2 separate regions of the Homo sapiens genome follow, and region 1 is linked to region 2. Evidence: read pairs that join two places in POLR2A ChIA-PET (ENCODE). Cell type or tissue: MCF 10A. All regions are shown on one strand. Links, peaks and the distances in the headings refer to the core of each region. The heading gives the core; the rest is flanking DNA.

What was found. ChIA-PET counts read pairs that join two places held together with the same protein. Peaks named below come from ENCODE experiments on the same cell type or tissue, not always from the same donor. Only the 100,000 strongest peaks of a DNase experiment are listed, where the experiment ranks them.
Region 1: POLR2A ChIA-PET joins it to region 2 with 8 read pairs; 2 of 35 experiments call an interaction of 5 or more read pairs at or near these places.

The regions. Positions count from the first base shown.
Region 1 is chr1:232,683,461-232,686,691 of GRCh38, reverse strand. No RefSeq gene overlaps it. Among named protein-coding and RNA genes, the nearest start is that of LINC01745, 33 kb to the left of the region's middle. In MCF 10A, for the core only: no CTCF peak of the experiment used is centred there; a DNase peak (open chromatin) is centred at 1,761.
Region 2 is chr1:232,766,109-232,769,339 of GRCh38, reverse strand. No RefSeq gene overlaps it. Among named protein-coding and RNA genes, the nearest start is that of LINC01744, 25 kb to the right of the region's middle. In MCF 10A, for the core only: no CTCF peak of the experiment used is centred there; DNase peaks (open chromatin) are centred at 1,469 and 1,809.

The DNA.
Region 1 (3,231 bases), core at 273-2,772, 83 kb after region 2:
TGATGCCATTCGCACAGGGCTTGGGCATGGGCTCAGAGGAAGGGTAAGCTGGTGGTAGTCAGAGTTGAGCTAATGCTGCCCTTGAGCCATGGCTGCTGCTGCTGAGTTGAGTCACAGCCCTGGAAGGAGTGTGGGGCTTACATGTACTGTCGTCAGAACCAGCTTCTGCCCAGCACTGCATTCTCAGTCAGCCCTGGCTCTGGGACAGGTGGTCCCCAGGGAAGCCTGAAACATCGGGACTGCAGTTCTCTCTTTGTTCTGAATTAGTTCAGATGCATTTTACTGAGTGTGTGTTTCAGGGGTGTTGGAATATCATCAGCAAGCCTACCAGGGAGGGTGCAGACGGGCTCCACCAGGCTTCCTAAGGAAGGAAGTCAGGACTGGAAGAGAACATGGGCCCCAAGAGTCGGCACTCAACTTGCCAGCCAAGAGAAGTATTCCGTATCTCTGGGGTCAGCTTTTCCTGAGGGTTTGTACTCTATTTAGAAATGTGTTTTAGTCATGTCCCAACCGAGAGATATGATCATCAAAAAGCCTTGCAGTCTGGCCATCTGGACACTTGGTTTCTTTGGGGTTTTTTAATAAAGGAAGGACAGAAAAGTCAGCATGTGGCTGGGACATCTGGCTGCCACCATAGAGTCTGGGAAAAGACAGGCAATGATGACTAGCTGTCCCCTGCAACTAGAGTCACATCTCTGCAAAGGAAAAGCTTTCTCTTCTTGAAAGTATCATGTCCAAAGCCGTTTCTCAAGTGAGTTGAGTTCTTCTTGAAATGTCACGTACAAAGCCGTTTCTCAAGTGAGTTGAGTTCTTCTTTATGAATGCCCACCAGACATTCATCAGAATAGTGTCCAGCATTGGGAACCCGAGCTCTTATGTTCCCATTGGAGTGCTTCAGTGGTGCGCTGATGACCTCATGTAGAGGTCTGATGAGAAGCTATTGCACTCAAATCCACCTATTGATTCCAGTTCATGGAACTGACCGAGGCCTTATAAGCTCCTTGCCACCAGCACGACAGGGAGCCCTCCCTCGGAGGGAGCCATGGAAATCCTATAGAGGGCTTACTTCTCTGGCACGGGTGTAATCAATTTCTTCATTCACTCACTTAACACATATTTAGCAAGCACCTATTGTGTGCCAGGCACTGTTCTGGGTGGCAGGAAGCCAAAAATAAGTAGATCCTAGTCTGTACAAACTTTTAAAAGAGAGAAAGCCCTTTATAATGGGAAAGGTATTTGATCATCCAAACCAGGGCTGGATTTGGAATATAGGAAATTGTGGAATTGATTCACTCTGTTACCAGGATAAACAATATGTTTTGCACCCCAGTATTTTCTTTTTTCAGAATGAGGGGAGTGGACAAGACAGCACTCTTCAGGGAGGCAGTTGTCAAGGCTGGGCTTTGCCTCTAGAATTCCCTCAAGATAAATTGCCAACACCTGGAGCGACAATGACCATGGGCCTGTAGCTGACTGTCATCTCAGCTGCCCGCCCTTTCTACACAGAGTGAAGGAGAAAGACTGGATTCCCAGCAGGCCTGAGACACATGAAGGACCAGCTACTTAGGACATGAAAGAAGAATGCCAGTATTTATGGAGCACCTTCTATGGAGCAGAGCCCGTCCACCTACTCCTTCAGGGTGTTACTTGCTTCATCTTTAAAGATGAGGAAACTGAGGCTCAGAGAGGCTAAGCAGCCTGATAGAAAAGGGCAGAGCCAGGAGTCAGATTCAGGCCTATGAGGCTCCAGAGCTCAGGATGACCTCAAATACCACAAGTGAATACATGAATGAATGAGTCATGGAAGAATGGAAGACTGCTTTTGACGGTGGTGCAGCTGATGCTGCTAGGGTCTAGTAATGTATTTAGTCTAGATTGGGCACAATTCATGGGCATTAGAACTGCAGGTGGGAGAAGCAGATGAAGCTTGGTCTTTATGTGCTCAGTGCATCCTGTTGGTTTTGCCTTTCTGCAGAAATGAGTGGAAGCTGAAGACTGAGTGGCAGTGGACGGGAGAGGGACAGAGCCAGGCTCTGGGAAGGTCAGCTGGCAGCACTGAGACTGAGGGAATGGGAGGGACTGAAGAGAAATTTTCTGAAGTTAGCAAAGAGGTTGTAAAGGAGGAAGGAGTGCAAAAGGAATGGGCAACTAATGCTAGAAATATTGCAGGAAAATTCATAAGACTTCCTGACTGAGTGTGTAGGAAATGTAAGTAGAGGAAGGGATCACAGCTGGCTCTGTAGTTATTTATTTGAGCTTATGCTTATTAGTGTTGGCTATGAGCCAGAACTTACTTAGCTTGTCCTATCTGGTCTTCTCAATAACCCCATGAGATATATTCTATTATCATCATCTCCTCTTAATAGATGAGAATGCAAAGAGGCACATAGAGATCATATAAGATTTCTCAGTATGAGGGACATCTCCACCTGGATAGCTTCACCTCAAACTCAACATTTTATAAACTAAATCAACCATTGCTGCCCCCAATTTGCTCCTCCTTTTAGCTTCCCTGTTTTAATCAGTGCCATAATCATTCTTAGTGGCTCAGGGCCAAAGCTTGGAAGAAATATGTCATGTTTATTCATTCATTATATGTGCTTCCTACAAGCTAGGCACTGTGCAAGATGCTGGGATTACAGGTAGACAATATTGGTCCTGGCCCTTAAGGTGCTTAGAGTATGCTGAGGGCCAACACAGAAGAATGGCTGGGTCCCACTGTAGAAGAGAAGCAGGACGTCTCCAAATATGGCAAGCTGCTGTCTTCACATTTCTGCTCAATCTCAGTTATGTAATAAATATGCTTTAAAACATTGTCTCAGCATTCTCCACCTGACCAGCTCCACTCTTAATTCCAACTCACAAAGCTAATACCACTAGAAATTTCTGCAAAAAACCTATAGATTTAAAAAAAAAATTCTGAGCAGCTCAGTTTCCTGTAAGAGTTTTCCTAGCAGAGCCACAAAATTGATAAATAAGGATCCTGGGCTCTATCTAATGCCTTTATTGCTCTTATGCTTCTGGGAGGTATTCATTTATTTTCCACTATGTCCTGGCTATTTCCGAAAATGTTAAAAGCATATTAAAATGGCACGTGTAGGATCAGCTCTGAGTGATGGAGTAGGGAGAATGGGATTCTCAGAAATCTAGAACTAAGAGGAGACTACTAGCCATAAAACTTATCCCTAAATTCCCTGACAGCCTAGAGAAAAAAAGAAAACAGAAGCTTTT
Region 2 (3,231 bases), core at 365-2,864:
ATAGTCTCCTAAAGGTGTTGGTCAGAAGAATTGAACCATAACCTGGATGGATCTATTTAAAGATAGATCAGATGAGAGGCAAGAGGTGACTAAAGAAATTAAAATTTAATTCTTAGCAGAAAAGTTGAAAGTCTTTGCCATACTTAATCTACAGTAGAAAATATTAAGATATGTAATAATTTCCACAAGAAATATTATTGACAATGAAACCTGTAATATATATTATTTACTTGACATTTGGTGAGAGTTGGCATACCACACCCAATAATGGATTTGTGCAAATTCATTCACATGCTCTTGAGCTGCATGCTTTGTGTGTCCAGCAGTATGTAAGTGCTCCCACAGTGAATGGAGAGAAGAGCACAAGCAAAGGCATGGAAGCTGGACACACCCTGTGCCTTCTGAGAGCCTCAAGAGTGCTGGCTGGCATTGTCAGGGCATGGCGGGGATAAGAAGCTACAGTAGGAGCTGAGGCTGGAAGGGCTGACAAAGTTCAGATCACGTAGAGACCTCTGCCCTTTGTGACCATCTGTATACCATGAGGTGGTAGCTGAGGGATAGATTCTCTGACTCTGGAACAGATATAGATGTGCTGGCTTCCAGATGCTGCTCACTTCAGCTTTACAGATATATTATATTGGTGGTGAGTCTCCCTTCACATCTAAGTGTAGAAAAGGAATTATGGAATTGACCACCACACAAAAAAATAGGCTAAGTGTTAGGAAGACATTCTTGGCTCGAGCAATAGCAAAATGCAATTTTAAATAAGTTCTTTTTTTTTTTAGAGAGAGTACAATTGTCCATCAAGCAGGAGGATGGAGAAAACAATTTTGTGGATGACTTTCTCACCCTGTGCTGTTATGCTATTTTGAAGCAGAATAATTACAACTGGGAACAAAGTTTGCTTAACAAATGGCAGTTATTGAAACATTGCCTCTTTTTCCGTGGCTTCTTTTGTTGAGAAAGTTCAGCCAGAATCAAACTCAAGAGGGAAGGATCCTGGAAGATATGTGGATCCAAGCACTGATGGAGTTGAAGAACTAATAACATATTATGGGCTTCTGCTAGACTAGAGGGTGTTTGTTTGTTTGTTTGTTTGTTTGTTTGAAACGGAGTCTCCCTCTGTCGCCCAGGCTGGAGTGCAGTGGTGCGATCTCAGCTCACTGCAACCTCCGCCTCCCGGGTTCAAGTGATTCTCCTGCCTCAGCCTCCTGAGATTACAGGGACTACTGGGATTACAGATGCCCACCACTTTGCCCGGCTAATTTTTGTATTTTCAGTAGAGATGGGGTTTAGCCATGTTGGCCCGGCTGGTCTCGAACTCCTGGCCTCAGGTGATCTGTCTGCCTGGGCCTCCCAAAGTGCTGAGATTACAGGCGTGAGCTACCACACCCAGCCTAGACTAGAGTTATTTAAGGAACAAACGCTCCTATGAACCCAGTCCAATAGGAAGATCACGTCTTATTCTGGCTGTGGGCCAACGTTGTAAATATGGTGCTAGAAATGCTTATGAGAGCACATTTCAGTCAACTCCTCATGTCTAACATAAACAACGCTTTAGGCCAAGGTCGCTAACCTTCTCAAATGGGGTATGCATTTTCCTAAAAATACAATATTCAAAGATGTAACTATCATTTGTGATTTTTTTCTTAAAACTAGCTTTTTTCTTTCAGATTTTAGAATAGCTCTCTCCAACGTCTCATTTGTCCCAAAGCCTGTTGCATAATTCTAATGACTTATGACTTTCAGAAGTCTTCCAAGACTTATGACTCAGAGGTGTGCCTGGGGTTGGTGGTGCAGAGTTCTTACTTCCTGTAGGCCGGCACCAAGTGCTCCCGGCAGATCTACCTTTACAAAGAAGCAGATGCCAAAACCTTGCCCCTCTTGCCCCTCGGGCTGTGCCTGATCACTCAGTGCCATCTGGCCACATTGCTGTGGAGGGAATGCTCTTGGTAACTGTTATTGCTGCCTGGTTATGCGTTGGCACTTTACAACAGTACAGGGAGCTGAGCAAAGCAACAAGCCGTCTCAAAAAAACTAATTTCACTAAATCTCCTTACAATACACGTATGAAAACTTTTTAGAGCTTTTTGGAAGGAAAAATAGATTCAAACTTCATTACATGTGTCAGGAAAAAGCAAAAGTGATGCCTATATTGCAGAAAATGAGCTGTGGTCACTGTTTTTTGCCATTTAGGACCTGTGTTACTGATAGAAGAAATGAAAACCCTCTGGACCCAATAAGATGTTGGGTCTTTCCTTTCTGTTCTCTTCTTGCTCCTCTGCCCAGACCCTCTGACATCTTGCCCAAGTTGACAAACACAAATAGGACTGGCCTTCCAGAACCCTCAAAATGGCCACCTCTTCCCACCTCTTCTTGAACTCTCCAAGTTACAAGTCACTGCTCCTTCTCTTGAACTCCAGGATCTCTCTGTCTGAACTTTCTATCTGACTTTAGAATTAGCATTTGTAACTCCTCTTTTAGATAATTTGCTTATTGACGCTGTGGTCTGGACTGTGTTTGATTCATTTGTACTTTCTCAGTTCCCAAGTACTCAGTGAAATACTGGTGAAACAATTTCCCAGGACTGTGACATTCTATTTGTGGGTGCCCTTTAAGTAAACTGTTGGAGAAAAGCAAAAGGAAAAATACATGATCTCACGCAAACAGGGTCCTCACCTGCCAAGAAGCTGTTTTGTGTTCTCTTGTTAGAATAATTTATCTAAGTTTAAGAGCAAGGATTTTTTTTTTTCTCTTGGGCAAAGTATGCACATGGCTGCTGCAGCAACAGCTCAAATAGACCCTGGCTTCCTGCTGAGGGCCAGAGGGGAAGACAGGGAGAGCACGTCTGGAGGAATCACCCAGCTGGGTGCCCAGACATAGCCACCTGCCTCCTGCCCCATGTCGAGGTGATGTGTCACCACACTGGAGACGGCTGATTTGGGTCACACCGCATTGCAGGCCCCAGATTGGAAACTGTAACCAGAAGAGCATGACATTTTAAAATATCAGTAGCACATCGGGTAAATGATTAAACCTCCCAAACAAGGAGTGTTTTTCTCCACGTCTACTCCAACACAGACTCATCTTCAGACCACTTCACATTAAGCAGTAAGTAGAAAAGAACTTGTCATGGGCAAGAAGACAGAATAAAACCTTACAAAGAGAAAGGGAGAGGGGGAAAACGATAATTTAAAAAGGAATTTTAAGGGGATGGCTGGAGCCGATACC